3 separate regions of the Homo sapiens genome follow, and all the other regions are linked to region 1. A link is an interaction called in ENCODE POLR2A ChIA-PET data of the cell type or tissue named here. Cell type or tissue: CD4-positive, alpha-beta T cell. All regions are shown on one strand.

Evidence for each region. ChIA-PET counts read pairs that join two places held together with the same protein. Peaks named below come from ENCODE experiments on the same cell type or tissue, not always from the same donor. Only the 100,000 strongest peaks of a DNase experiment are listed, where the experiment ranks them.
Region 2: POLR2A ChIA-PET joins it to region 1 with 7 read pairs; 5 of 35 experiments call an interaction of 5 or more read pairs at or near these places.
Region 3: POLR2A ChIA-PET joins it to region 1 with 7 read pairs; 1 of 35 experiments calls an interaction of 5 or more read pairs at or near these places.

The regions. Positions count from the first base shown.
Region 1 is chr22:20,701,272-20,706,271 of GRCh38, reverse strand. It overlaps the pseudogene TMEM191A. Among named protein-coding and RNA genes, the nearest start is that of SERPIND1, 70 kb to the left of the region's middle. RefSeq lists silencers at 2,604-2,753, 3,484-3,553 and enhancers at 2,473-3,045, 3,144-3,253. In CD4-positive, alpha-beta T cell, no CTCF peak of the experiment used is centred here; DNase peaks (open chromatin) are centred at 2,291, 2,971, 3,341, 3,621 and 3 weaker places; H3K4me3 peaks cover 2,439 bases; H3K27ac peaks cover 732 bases.
Region 2 is chr22:20,547,490-20,552,489 of GRCh38, reverse strand. It overlaps MED15 (mediator complex subunit 15), which reads right to left. Exons shown (of 18, transcript NM_001003891.3): 3 at 1,003-1,054. Among named protein-coding and RNA genes, the nearest start is that of MED15, 42 kb to the right of the region's middle. RefSeq lists enhancers at 1,095-1,184, 2,267-3,257, 4,997-5,000. In CD4-positive, alpha-beta T cell, CTCF peaks have their summits at 17 and 231; DNase peaks (open chromatin) are centred at 279, 1,039, 1,529 and 2,799; H3K4me3 peaks cover 3,163 bases; H3K27ac peaks cover 3,673 bases.
Region 3 is chr22:20,320,284-20,325,283 of GRCh38, reverse strand. No RefSeq gene overlaps it. Among named protein-coding and RNA genes, the nearest start is that of DGCR6L, 2.7 kb to the right of the region's middle. RefSeq lists a silencer at 4,818-4,867 and an enhancer at 4,151-4,938. In CD4-positive, alpha-beta T cell, no CTCF peak of the experiment used is centred here; DNase peaks (open chromatin) are centred at 963 and 2,313; H3K4me3 peaks cover 875 bases; H3K27ac peaks cover 283 bases.

The DNA.
Region 1 (5,000 bases):
CCGGGAGGTGGAGGTTGCAGTGAGCCAAGATCACACCATTGCACTCCACACTGAATGACAGAGTGAGACTGTCTTAATAAAAAATATGAGTCAGCGTATAAGTTAAAAGGAGTTTTAAAAGATACTAATCCAAAAGAAGGCAGAAAAGGAGAAACATAATAGACTTACCAGCCCAATTTAAAAGTCAGGGATTATAAACATGAATTGAAGAAGTGAGACCCAGTTATGTGCTGATTATAACCAAAGCACTTTACATATGAAGACAGATCTAAGATGAAAATAACAGATGGAAAAAAGACGGGCCATCCATAATCAAAATGTGTATGGGTGTTTATGAAGGGGCATTTCACAATAAGCAATTGACGGCGCTACCAACAAGAAAGTAAACACAGGAGCCCTGAACAAGCCTGTCACTCACCTTGACCTGCTGGGTATTTAGAACACACTCTGTCGGCCTGACACGGTGGCTCATACCTGTAATCCCAGCACTTTGGGAGGCCAAGCCAGGCGGATCACAATGTCAAGAGATCAAGACCATCCTGGCCAACACAGTGAAACCCTGTCTCTGCTAAAAATACAAAAATTAGCTGGGCATGGTGGCATGCATCTGTAGTCCCAGCTACTCGGGAGGCTGAGGCAGGACAATCACTTGAACCCAGGAGGTGGAGGTTGGAGTGAGCCGAGATTGCACACCACTATACTCCAGCCTGGCGACAGAGCGAGACTCCGTCTCAAAAAAAAAATCACTCTGTCAACAGCAACAATACACTTTCTTCTCAATGTTCATTACAAGCTTTGTGCTGGGCCACAAAACAAGTCTCAGTAAATGAGATAGAATTAAAATCACGCAGAGTGTATTCTCTGTCCGCAGTGGAAATTAGGACTCGGTAAGATATCTGGAGAAAATGTTGGCCAGGCACGGTGGCTCATGCCTGTAATCCCAGCACTTTGGGGAGGCCAAGGTGGGCGGATCACGAGGTCAGGAGATCGAGACCATCCTGGCTAACACAGTGAAACTCTGTCTCTACTAAAAATACAAAAAATTAAACGGGCATGATGGCAGGCGCCTGAAGTCCCAGCTACTTGGGAGGCTGAGGCAGGAGAATCGCTGGAACCCGGGAGGCAGAGCTTGCAGTGAGCCGAGATCATGCCACTGCACTCCAGCCTGGGCGCAGAGCAAGACTCCATCTCAAAAGAAAAGAAAAAAAAAAAAAGTAGCACATGTGATCAGAGGGAAAAGACCTAAGATGCTTTAAGGCGGTTTAGGGGAAGATGACAGCAATGAGCTGAGCTCAAGTAGTAAGAATACCAGAATACAGAGTGTGACTTCCCAAATAATCAAACAGAAGGAAAGGGGAGCATTGAAAAATCAGGATCAACATGTTACAAATGGTAGAAATAAATTCAAATATAGTAGAAATAATTTCAAATCACAATACTTGAAAAAAGCAGCTTGTCAAATTGGCAAAGAAAAAAGTGTCAAATGCTATGTACAAGTTTCTGGCAATATGGCAAATTATGTATCCTGAAAAACTAAAAATGCTGTTTACAATACTGGGGAGTGGATCTAAATCCATGAGCTGTAAGAAAGGAAGGAATCTTTGGAGGCTGAAAAGCCAGTCAAGCTCCTACATGACATGGGAGACAGACGACGAACCCACGAGCTTCATCCCTTGAGGAGTTTATTAGGCGACCTTGGTCTACACTCTCAGGAGAGGAGTGCACCAGAAATAAAGCCGGTGCCCTGGAGTCCACCTGGAGCCAGGCGCGGGGCGCTGCACTTAGGTTGGCAGCAGCCCGTTAGCGCGCAGCTCCAGCAGCGGGGACAGCGTGTAGCGCAGGCGGCGCAGCGTCGTCTCCGAGGTGAGGCTCCAGAGCCACGCGGAGACGGCGCCGGGGTCCAACAGCACCGTCCAGAGCAGCGACAGCCCCAGGAAGAGGAGCGGCAGCGTCAGCAGCGCCTGCAGGGCGAAAGGCGGGCAGGTGGGCGGCGGCTCGGGCGGGCACGTGGGGGACCGCGGCCGCGCCCACCGCCCTGCTCACCTGATGGCCAGCGCGCGAGGACCGCCGAACAGCCGCGTCTCCTGCGGGGAGAGAGGGCCGCATCCAGCTACCTCCGCGCCCGCGGCGCCGGCCCGGTTTCCAGGAGGAGGGGGAGGCGGTACCGCGGGGGGGATGGGGAGGGGTGTCCCGCTCCAGCCCACCCCGCCCGGACCCGCGCAGGCGCTCACTCGGTCCGCCCTGGCCATCTCCTCCATGAGCGACTCGGTGCTGTACTGCACTCTGCGAAGCTGCCCGTCACACCTGCGGGGACAGGCATGCAGGTGGGAGCCCAGCCCGGCCCGGCCCCACAGTGCCCCGCCGCGCCCGCAAGCCCAACTCCCTTACAGTTCCCGGCCACTCTGCCAGGCGTCCAGCTCCTCCGCAGCCTCCATCACCTTCACCTGCACCTCCTGGAGCGGGTGAGAGTGCGGACTGAGGCCTCGGGGAGGCGTCCTGGCGGTGGGTTGGGAGACTTACCGCCCCAGGTCTGGGGGAGGAGAGGCGGGAGGCACCTTGGCGTCTGAGTGGGGCCGCACCTGCAGGACTACGGTCTGCTCCTGGAATATGGCCCAGGCCTCCGCTGTCTGCAGCGCGTCCTGGGTGTGGACACCCGGGTTAGACTCGGCGGGGGCGGGGCGACAGGCCCTTCCCCATCCACACTCGAAAGCCTACCCTCCTCCAACAGAACCCGCTTCTGCCCTCACCTGCTGCAGCTTCTCCTCCTGCAAGGCGCATTTGGTCTCCGCCAGCTCCAGTTCATTCTTGAGAAGGACCCAGGGAATGTCAGGAGGTCCGCAGGCCGGCAACCCGCTGCGCCTCCGGGCCCCGCCCCCGGCCCTCAGTGCCCGCCCCCAGGCGATCATGACCCCGCCCACGTCCTCAGGACCAGTCGTAAGCAACGCCCCAGCTGGTCATGGCCCCGCCCCCTCCGCGCTCCGCCCGTATCTAGCCCTCAGGGCCCCGCCCCCAGGCGATTATGCCCCGCCCACATCCCCGCCCCGCCCACGCCTTCAGGGCCTGCCTTAAGCCACACCCCCAGGTGGTCACGGCCCCGCTCACGCTGCTGCTCCGCCCCTACTAAAGACCTCAGGGTCCCGCTCAAGCACCTGCAGCGTCACCAATTGGGCTGCGAGTTGCTGCTCCGTGCTCTTCTGGCTCTGCAGTTCCCCTCCGTAGTAGAAGAGCTAGGGGCGGGGCTCGTAAGGACGGGGTTTACCGGGCTTCTGGAGGAACGAGTGTCAGGGGAGACAGGGACGGGGAGGCAATGAGAGCGAGGGCAAGGGCAGGACTTCCGAGAGGAACCAAGAGACAGGCCCTCCCATCTCCTGCACGTACCTGACTCGACAGCTCCTCCCACTGCCCTGCAGCTGCCTGCTGTGCTGCTCCTGCGGACAGGGTCCTGGGGCGGTGCCGGCCTCACCGCCGGTCCTACCTCACCCCACCCCCGGATCCTGCCCCCTTCCGCCCGCCCTGCCCCACCCCACCCTGGGTCCAGCCCCATTCCAGGACTCTTCCTCACCAAGTCCTCCTTGTGGCGCTCCGCCTCCTCCAGTCTTCTGCGCACCCGCTGCGCGCGCTCCCGCGCCGCCTCGCGCACCTCCCCTTGCAGAAGCAGCGCTTCCTGGCTTCGCCTCCGCAGCAGCCTGCAGAGGGAAACTGAGGTTGGCGCTACAAGGCGGACTGGGTCGCTCAGGATCCCGCAGTCGCCAGGAAGGACCAGCCGCAGGCTCATGATTGAGGACTGGGAAGTCCTGGCCGAGTCCCCCACCTGGGTCCGCTGGGTGGATCACCCGTTCCCAAGGGCCTAGAGCAGAGATGCGGGCCCGGGCGGATCAGCCTGGTACTCTGCGAAGCACCTCGCGGCGCTGCCTGCGGGACCGACCCTCGCGCGCCCGCCAGGTAGAGGGGCGTTCCCCGCGCACCTCCGCTCCCGCTCGCTCAGGTCCTGCAGGCGCTGGTTGAGGCAGGCTCTCGCTCTCGGCCTCGAGCCCGCGCATCAGCTTCTCTAGCTCCTGCTTCCGCTGGCGACCATCTCGGTTATCCTTCTGCAACTGCAGCAGCAGCTCCTGCGTCGCGGCCATGGCTGTGGAGACCGAGCCTAAATGCCGCCCGCCTCGGGGACCCAGCCTGCGGCTGGCAGGCGTCACAATGGGCGGCAGGGAGCGCCTAGCGGGCTGGATCACAATGGGCGGCAGGGGAAGCCCGAGGGTAGCCCGACACATGCCCCTTCTCACGCCGGCCGGAGGCGGGTCAGGCCGGATCACACTTAGTCCATCACTGATGAAAATTGTGTCAAAGAGCCGTAATTAGATCAATGAAAGGTTAATGAAATACTAATACCAAATGCAGGCAAGTTGAAGATTGGTTCCCCCACAGTGCAGATGGCACTTGCAAACTGATCGATCTCTTGTGGAAAAGAACCCATAAATATGTTCGTAACTTTTGACCCAATTATCCCTCTCCTGGGAAATTTATCCCAGGAAGGAGAAAAAATTTAAACCCACTACACACTAAATGGTTCGCTGAAGTGGTTACAGTAGCCACAAAAAAAGGAAACAATTTTAATGATTAAAATGTGCTTGGGTATTATGTGGTATGCCTAGAGCTATTATGATGTCTAGTGAAAAAGAATTTGATTTAGCATTTATGCTAAAGTAACTAAGATAAAATACATGAGCAAGATCCGTAAAGGAAACAGGAAGAAGATAAGCTCTTTCATTGCTTGGTGAGACTGTAGGTAAACTCGTCCTTTTAAGTATTATTATTTTAGAGGCAGGTCCTGCTGTCACCAGGCTGGAGTACAGTGGAACAATCGAAGCTAGCTGCAGCTTCAATCTCCCAGGCTCAAGTGATCCTTCCGCCTTAGCCTCCCAACTTGTCCTTTTAAAATCTGCCTTTATTTGTCCAGTTACAATTATGAACTTGGATGCAAAAATCCAAAATAAATTACTAACAAA
Region 2 (5,000 bases), 150 kb after region 1:
TGGGCTGCTCCTTCTCCTCTTACACATCCCAGTGACTTTCCAACACCACAGAGAGTGAGATCAGTGAAGTTCACTTTGCTGGCCATTCTGGTGAAAAGTTAGTGTGGAAAGAAGCAAAACCTACCAGGCTCTGGAGTGCTCAATGTCTCCCTTTGACCCAGCAACACACTGAAGGTACAGCTGCCTGTCCCTAACCCACAGGGGAATAGAAATAGGACTCGCCAGGCACATGCTCCAACGACAGGCCTGTGTCAAGAGAAGCCTGCCTCTGGTGGTTATGCAGCGGCAGTGGGCAGGAGCCATTGTTGGCTGAAAACACAGAGCAGCTGCTGGCCCCAGTTTCCTTCGCAGGCTGTGGCCATCCAGGAACACTTGGTGTCCACATACTTCCACGTAACACACACAAGCACGAAGACCCTGGCCCTAGGATGCAATGACAACTCATTTCTGTAGAGCTGGGGCCACTGCCTGGCTGACAGAACCACACTGGGCCCTCTGAATCAGAGGAGGCACAACGTGAGGTTAACACGGGGGCCCTCAGCACAGCAGGGAGCCAGGGTGCAGACTCAGGAGGTCCTCCTCAGAAGCTTCTAGTCTGGAGGGAAAATATGCCTAAGTGTCTCTGGCCTCCATGGGTCAATAAAATCAACTTTTAGGGAAGAGAGTTTCTGTTCCAGGGTAAACAGAACTTCCCAGAAGTAAAAACAACAGCCCTATGAAAAGGGAGATTAAGTGAGCAAGTGAAGCAGCAACCCGTTTAGACCACTTTGAGGACAGCATTTCCATGATGCTAGAATCAGCATTTTTGAGGCCAAGGCTCTGGGAGGATGGAGGGATCTGGAGTCAAATGCAAGGCAGTGAAGAACTTCCCAGAAGCAAGTGAGGTGACACAGACCTTCTGACTCAGGCACCACGGCCTGCCCAGAAAGCTCTGCCGAGGCAGCGTCAGGGCTGGCCTCTCACAGAGATCTCAACAACCCAGAAATGCAAAATCTTACTTACGAATGTCTCGAAAATGGATAATGAGCCTGGCCACGAGAGAAAGGTATTCGTCCTAAAAGTAAAAACAGGAAGCAGTTTAATACCAGATGAAGAAGCGCAGTCATCGGACTCCCCCTTCCCGCCCCCTCGCCTGCTGGCACCGAGCTGAAGCCCATCCTGCAAGGCAGATTCAGACGCTTGCTCGGCCTCCTCTGGAATCCGCCTCTCGGAAGAGAGCCGTCAGTGCTCAGCTAGGCTGGCCAATAACAGGCACAAAGAAACAAGAAGGGGACAGAGAGCCTCCAACGGCCACTCCTCTCCCCTGATGGAAAGGCACTCAGCTGAGAGAGCTGGGAGCCATCTTGAGTGCCCTCTCTTCATCACAAAGGGGACAGGCAGGTTGGGGGTGATGAGGCGCTGGCCTGAGGGCACAAGGCCTGTCAGAGGCAGCCGTGGGTGGGCCGCTGTGTCTTTGCACTATCTGTAAAGAAGGGCTTTCATTTCTCAGCCCAGCCTGTTGCTGCCTTTTCACTGATGACGCAGTATCTGCTGAAAATCTGGGCGGCCCTCCCCTGGCTGCGCTTTCCGGGAGAATCTGTGTTCATCTCCATTTACGCACAGGCAAGGCAGAGGGTGAAGCCCACTCTCAGGTGAGGTGAAGGCCACTGGCTGCCAAGGCCCGCTATATGCAAGCTGCTGTGTTTCTGAGATTGTCTGGCAGGGGCTGCCTCCCACCCATTGTCCTCTTTGGCCCCAAGGACACTCACTCCCAAGTGTTTCAGGGAAATCACTACTGTGAGTTGGTCTTGTGGTCAATACACGGATGTCTGAGGTAAAGTCTTATTTCAGAGAAGCATCCTTGTCTTCTGCTGAAGTGCCCATCCTTCTGGCAGGGCAGCCTGGAAGGGGCAAAGCCCCGGCTCCGTGCCCTGCTCACCCAACCTTCCTCCTGAGTCACTGTGACACTCAGAGTCCATCCACTACACTCATAAGATGGCAGGGCAGAGGGAAGGATGATGAAAAGTGGTCTCAGATGAGTGTAAAAATACAAAGACACTTTTGAAATCTTTATCATCCCACATCTATCTCCAAACTCTACCCCACTTCTTTTTTTCAGCTCGGGGAATTAGCACAGGACAACATGAAGAAGAAAGGCCCAGGGGAGAGGAAAAGCTGGGATAAGCAGCGAGGCCTGGCCAGAACAAGGGGACACCAAGGCAGTTCTGTCAACACGCCCAGCTTCCGGCTATCCCCATCAATTACTGATAGGAAAGCTGATGTGCGTGTGAAGGGGGCCCACAGGCAGCCTGTCCCTGAAGGACAGTGGTATGAGAATGGGGGCAATGGAGGTGTGGGAACCTGAGGACACTCAGGAACAGAAGCAAGGTGGCCATGTATGAGGGGAGAAGGGCCTGGGGGCCAGCCAGGTCAACACCTCACAGCTCCTAAGGCCCTGGACCATTTTTTAGGTCTGCGATACTTTAAATGAATTTGTTTTCTCCACATCCATAAAAGGTAAAACAAGGGGAAGTAGGTTTCAAAAGCAACAAGATACTTTTACTTAGACATAAGACACTCAAACAAGGCTCAGGACCATGTCACCAAAGCCCTTCTGCATAACACCAGGGCTGAGCAAGACCCACTGCCAGCCCAGCACCTGGAATGCAGTGGGCAGGCATCATCATCCTGCAGTGCCCAGCACCACTCCTGACCCACAGTAGGCGCAGCCACTGCCATCTGCTCCAGCTCTGCTACCAGACCAGCGTGAGGAGGCTTAGTGGGGAGCGGGGAGGGAGGGGACGCCTGATGTGAGAAACAAGCACAGGAAGCTGTCATGCTGCCAGCCAAGGAGCTTTCTTGTGGGCGATGATACTTCCTACATTCCCCCAAAGGCAGGTTTATCTAGGAACATCTAGGGGCTGAACGCAATGGGTCAACCACAACAACTCCTTTCCAGGGGAGAAAGCCCTGGATCTGAAACTGCGCCTCTGATCCCCCTGGCTGGGCTCTTTCACTCCTGACTCCTCACCATCCACCCCCACCCCCATCCAGATGGACAGATTATTATGCCCCTTTCTGCTCCAAAGCACACCAACTCCCCTAGAACTGCTGCAGAAAAAAGGGCTAAAGAGTCAGGAAACTCCCTATCTTCACTTGGTCTGCTCCAGCTCCCCTGCTGGCTATCAAAATATAAGTGTCCAGCTGTACCTGAGGCTGAGTATTACAAACCATAAACAATGAACATCATGACAGTAACAGCTAGCACTTGGCACTTTACAGTGCCAGACACAGGAGTCATCAATTCACATGCATTATCGCCTTGATTTCTCCCAACCACCCAGAGGCAGGTACTACTAACACATCCAGTTTACAGATAAGAAAACAGAAACCTTAAAAAACTCCATAGAGGCCAATCGTGGAGGCTCACATCTATTATTCCAACATTTTGGGAAGCCAAGGCAGGAGGGTCCCTTGAGGCCAGGAGTTTAAGACCAGCCTGGGCAACATAGTAAGACACCATCTCTACAAAACAAACAAACAAACAAACATTACCCTGGTGTGGTAGCACACGCCAGTGGCCTCAAAGTGGGAGGCTGAGGCTTGAGCCTGGGAGATCAATGCTGCAATGAGCTGTGACCACTCCACTGCACTCCAGCTTGGGCGACAGAGTGAGACCCCACCTCAAAAAGTTAAAAGCTTCATAGAATTTCCACACTTGCTTGACATGTGGAAATCTTGCACAAGTGCCTCACAACATATTGTGGAGTGAACACAAGGAAGGAGAAAGGATAGAAACACGTGCTCCGTGCCACATACACTGCATGACATACACCTTTTATATAAGACCTGTGGAACGTAAACACACATATTTGCTTAAATCTGCCATGAGAAACACTGGAAAGATACACCAAAATTGAAAATCGACAACCCAGCAAGTATCAGGAACTGGGCTGGAAATGTGCCCTCTCTAAATCCACAGTGTTATGGGTTTTCACTTCAGAAGCACATAAATCTTTTACTATTGAGAAGATAAAGCCAAATCAAGTCGGGCACCTTGGCTCACACCTGTAATCCCAGCACTTTGGGAGGCCAAGACAGGAGGATCACCTGAGGACAGGAATTCAAGACCAGCCTGGCCAACATGGTGAAACTCCATCTCTACTAAAAATACAAAAAAAATTAGCCAGGCCTGGTGGCGCATGCCGGTAATCCCAGCTACTTGGGAGGCTGAGGCAGGAGAATTGCTTGAACCCAGGAGGCAGAGGTTGCAGTGAGCCGCGATCACGCCACTGCACTCCAGCCTGGGCAACAAGAGTGAAAACTCTGTCTCAAAACAAAAAACAAAAAACAAAAAAAACAAATCAAAGCTAGGCACAGTGGCACAGTCTTGTAATCCCAGCTACTTGGAAGGATAAAGTAGGAGTATTGCTTACACCCAGGAGTTCAGCCTGGGCAACTCAGGGGCAACTCAGTGAATTTTATTTCTCTAAAAAATATATATATTTTTTGAGATGGGGTCTCACTCTGTCGCCCTGGCTGGAGTGCAGTGACGCGATCATCGCTCACTGCAGTTTCAACTTCCTGGGCTCAAGTGAGCCTCCCCACCTCAGCCTCCTGAGCAGCTGGGACTACATGCATGCAGTACCATGTCCAGCTAATTTATTTATTTATTTATTTTTATTTTTTAGATGGAGTCTCACTCTGTGGCCCAAGCTGGAGTGCAGTGGTGCAATCTCAGTTCACTGCAAGCTCCGCCTCCCGGGTGGTGCAAGCTATTCTCCTGCCTCAGCCTCCCAAGTAGCTGGCACTACAGGCGCCTGCCACCACGTCTGGCTAATTTTTTGTATTTTTTAGTGGAGACGGGGTTTCACTGTGTTAGCCAGGATGGTCTCGATCTCCTGACCTTCTGATCCGCCCACCTCAGCCTCCCAAAGTGCTGACATTACAAGCGTGAGCCACCACGCCTGGCCAATTTTTTGTATTTTTTGGAGAGACACGGTTTTGCCATGTTGGCCGGC
Region 3 (5,000 bases), 380 kb after region 1:
TTAATGAAAGTCTGTAGATCATGAAGAATCAGCAAATATGACACTACCAAAATAAACTCATAAATCTCCTGTAATCAACCCCCCAAAAATAGAGATCTACAAATTGTCTGACAATTCAAAATAATTGATTTAAGACAGCTCAGTGAAATTTACTAGAATGTATATATCAACTCAATAATATCAAGAAAATAGTAGATGAACAAAACTAAAAGTTCAATAAAGATACAGAAATAATAAGAACCAAACAGAAATTCTAGAACTGAAGAATACAATGAATAAAATGAAAATGCAAGCTGGGTGCCGTGGCGGACTCCTGTAATCCCAGCACTTTGGGAGGCCGAGGCAGGCGGATCACTTGAGGTCAAGAGTTCAAGACCAGCCTGGCCAACATGCCAAAACCCCATCTGTATTAAAAATACAAAAATTAGCCAGGCATGGTGGCATATGCCTGTAATCCTAGCTACTAGGGAGGCTGAGGCAGGAGAATCGCTTGAACCGGGAGGTGGAAGTTGGAGTGAGCCAAGATGGCACCACTGCATTCAAGCCTGGGTGACACAGACTCTGTCTCAAAAATATATAAAAATAAATAAATGAATGAAATGAAAATGCAATAGAGAATTTCAATTGCAGACTTGATCAAACAGAAGAAACAGAAGAAAGAATCTGTGAAATTAAAGCCAGGACATTTGAACCCGGAAGGCAGAGGTTGCAGCGAGCCGAGATTGCACCACTGCACTCCAGCCTGGGCAACAGAGCGAGCCTCCATCTCAAAAAAAAAAAAAAAAAAAAAAAAGACAGAGGTTGCTCTCTGAATGCCTGAGGGATTCAGGGCTGAGTCCACCAACATTGTTTCATGAAACTCTACTCAGCCAGCCAGTGGAGGCATCATGTATACAGTCAGCACTCCACATATCCTCACTTCCTGAGCATCTACAGTGCAAACCGACACACTCATCACACTCAAACAGCACATGCCGCACGTCAACCCGAGCCTCCCTCACAGGTTGCTTTCATCTCTTTTTCTCTCTTCACTGCAAGTTTTTTGCCCAAATGCAATTAGACACTTTTTTTTACAGAGACAGAAACCAAAGAGTTTTAACTAGGCACCACTACAGCAGTGGCTGTTGACCATCGTCTCCTGGCTGGAACCAGGGAATCCTGTGGGTGAGGGAGGAGCAATGCAGCAGCCCCAGCTGACTCACTCTGGGGTGGATGGATGGATTTACTCACTTACTTACTTATTTATTATTTGATTCTTGTTCTGTTGCCCAGGCTGCAGTACAGTGGTGTGATCTCAGCTCACTGCAGCCTGGACCTCCTGGGCTCAAGTGATCCCACCTCAGTCTCCCAAGTGGCAAGTAGCTGGGACTTCAGGCACATGCCACTATGCCAGCGAATTTTTTAAACTTTTTGTAGAGACAGGCTCTCACCCTGTTGCCCAGGCTGGTCTTGAACTCCTGGCCTCAAGCCATCTGCCCATCTTGGCCTCCCAAAGTGCTGGGATTACAGGTGTGAGTCACCACACTCAGCCCACTCAGTTTTGAGTGGCCATTTGCTTTGACTCAGCAAACACTTCTGATGGTAACAAAGCACCAACTGGGTGGCTGGTTTCAATCCTACTCTTGCCACCCAACACCGCAACATTTTATCAACCTGGAGCAAATGCTCTCGGGTCCTGAGGAGCTGGCCACACAGCCCATTTTGCTGGTGGGACAGTGGGAAGCCCCGCCCTCCTCCCATCCCACACCACTTAGGCAAGAGCTGTGCCTAGGAAATGTCACCCGTAACTGGTCCGCACAGACCCTGTCTTCTAAAAGGGTGCTGTGCCTCCACCAGACCCCATGAGCAATACATTTGTCAAGCACACGCAAGACATGCCAAGGCCAAGGCCTGACTGATTTGACAGTAAAGACACAATGAGCCCCTCTCATTCAGACCTTATTACTCACAGAGTGAAAATAAGAGAAGCCTGAGGTGGCAGCTCCCTGCTGTCCTGGTGCCACACACTAAAAAGGACAACACTGAAACAAAAGGGGTCAGAGAGCATGCGTTGCGGGACACCCACTGTGGAGGAGCCCCTTGACACTGCAGCTGGGTGGCGTCCTCATCTGCAGCTCTGTTTTGAGGGCCGGGGGCAGGGAGCCTCACCCTCACCAGGGCCAGTGAGGCAGGAAGTGAGGAACAGTCTCGGGAGACAGACGGAGTGAGCGGTGGCCTGGGTGCAGCCTGATGTTCTGGGAGGAGCAGGCTTAGGTCAGGTGCTGTGTGCACCTCTGCATGGCCTATGGGGATCCTGCAATGGCTCAGGGCCCCACAGCAGAGCTGTTTCTCCGCCCACACAACAGACATACAACCTGACACATGAAAACTCACAGAGAAACACAGAAAGGCACATGTGACAAAGAGCCACACAAAAGGCATGCAGCAAAGCCTTTTGACACACGTGCGCGCACACACACACACACACACACACACACACACACAGGCACCCACTCCTTCAAACCTTGGTGTTTGCCCAGACACAGCTGTGTCAGAGACAGGGGACCTGCAGCTCCCCAACACACACCAGTCACCCCACACTAACCCAAGGTGTCACCAGCCAGCCTGGTGGACTCGGGAGGCCAAGTGGAGGTGGACAGTGGCCGCAGAGCAAAGGCCTTCGGTGGATACCACCCGACGGGAAGAGCCATGGGGCCCATCGTGTCCACACACACAGGGGAAACGCACGTCTGCGAACCAGCTCCCCCATTCCTACACATATATCACCCATCCCTGGGGCTCTGGAGGATGAGACCCCTCCTTCCAGACCAGGCCCTCCCTGAAGACCCAGAGGTGGCCCAGGAGTCCCCATGCCTGAGTGACATACTGCTCATGTCCATGAAAAAGAAAAGGAACTTTGTGTGTGTGTGTGTGTGTGTGTGTGTGTGCGCGCGCGCACAATGGAAGTTTATATATATATGTATAAAGTATATATATATATTCATATATATATTCTTTTAAGTTCTGGGGTACATGTGCAGAACGTGCAGGTTTGTTACATAGGTATACACGTGCCATGGTGGTTTGCTGTGCCCATGAACCTATCATCTACATTACGTATTTCTCCTAATGCGAAAGGAACTTTTTTATCTGAGGAATGTGAGCTCCCTTTAATTATCTGGCCCAGAGAGGCACTGGAATGAAACAGCAGTCACATCCCACTCCTACTTGAGCTAACGACCTCTTGAAGCCAATTGCTCTGTGGGTTCCAGACTGACACCAAGTAGGCATAAAAAGCCATACGCTGGACACCATAACTCTTACCCAGTAGTCCAACACCTTATAGCCAGTCACTAAGGGTTCTCTCTGGAAAGCAGTCAGAATTCCTGCTGACTTCATATCAGCCCACTCCTTGTCCCCTTCAGTCTTTAAAAACTTGCTTGTAATAAGGCTGAATGAAGCACTCCCAGGGCAACTTGGTGTGTCCTGGGCAGCTCTCTCAGCCTTGGCCCAGACAAACTCTCTATATGAACTGTGGTTCAGTTTGTTTCTTTAGGTTGACATCCACATTAGGGGAGCAGTGTTGCTGGGCTGGGGAAGCTGGTTCAGGTCAGACGTTGCACCAAGGGTTGGAGAAGGGGCCTTCCTGCATCAGCACCCGGACAAGGCAGAGGAGCAGGTGTCCAAACCCAGGCCTGGCCTGCTCCTGCTGTGGCTCACAGCCCCCACCCCACCTGGCAGACCCCGGAGCTGGCGACAGTGTTGCCCAGCTGGCCACAGACATATCATCACGTGGGGCTGCCCTATATCCTCCCAGTCTCCACACAGACACTCTTCATGGACTGGGGGACTGAGGGCAGGGACACTGGTGAAACAGGCAGGCGTCTTCACCCAGCTAATCATCCCACTCACCACCTCCGGGGGAGGTGACAGTGACCAAGCCCAGCCCCAGCTGGCTCCTGGTCACTCACTACAGACTCAGCTCCCACAATCTCGAGTCCCACCTCCAGCTCCTGCCATTCTGAGGGACCTGGAGGCCAGGGTGCCCGGCGCATGACCAGCTCTGGGTTGTGGACCGCCCTCCACGGCAGTGGCCTGAGCGCTTGTCATTATTCACTTTATTCATGCCTGGTTTCTGTCTGGAAGGGACCACAAGGACATGGCGTGCAGGGGAGCCAATCCTGCCAGGGACTGAGGAAACAGATCCTGGAGAAAACCAGACACTTTGCTGGCACTTCAGGGGGACCCCAGTTGGTTGGCTCAACGCCCCCTCTTCCCCATAGCCAATTACTAACCAATGTTCTCTCTGGAAACCAGTCATAATTCCTAACCTGGTCAAAGCAGGGTCATCTCACACAGCCCAGCCACCCAGCAGGCAGCTAAAGAGTGCCTGATGAAATGCAAGTCTGATCGTGTCTGCGTCCCCAAGCCCTTCCGTGCCCCCTGCTGCTCTATGGACAAGCCCCCAGCAGCCTCTGTAATGCACAGCACCCGCCCTTGTCTCCTGTGCTGGCTTCCGCAGCCTGGCCACACTGGTCCTCTCGCCCACCCACCTGACCTGACTCTGGCAGGGCCTTTGCAGGAGCCATTCCTCCACCCGAGCCCCTCCTATTAAAGCCTGTTCCTAGACGGTTCAGCCCCAGCCACCAGAAGCCCCCCAGCCCCGGCCCAGCAGCTGGCCTGTGGAGCGGGGAGAGCGCAGTCTGGGCTCACGGGCTGGGGGCCACGGAGGCCCAGATGGGGACTCTGGCTCCGACTGTCCTGACCCAGAGGCTCTAGGGCGGTCCTGTCTGTCTCACCCCGGGGGCGGGGAGGACGCAGACAGACCCCAGCGCCACTGCTCGGCCGCGGATGGTGCCTTAGACCCAGGTCCTGTGGGCTCTGGCCCGAGACCCCTGCCTCTGGGGAGGCCGGTGACCGGGACAGTCCACCTCGCAGGCGCGCCGGCGCGGAGCCCGGACCTCGGCCCGCAATGACTCAGCAAGGGCCGGTGGGATTCTCCGTGGTCCTGCGATATCCAG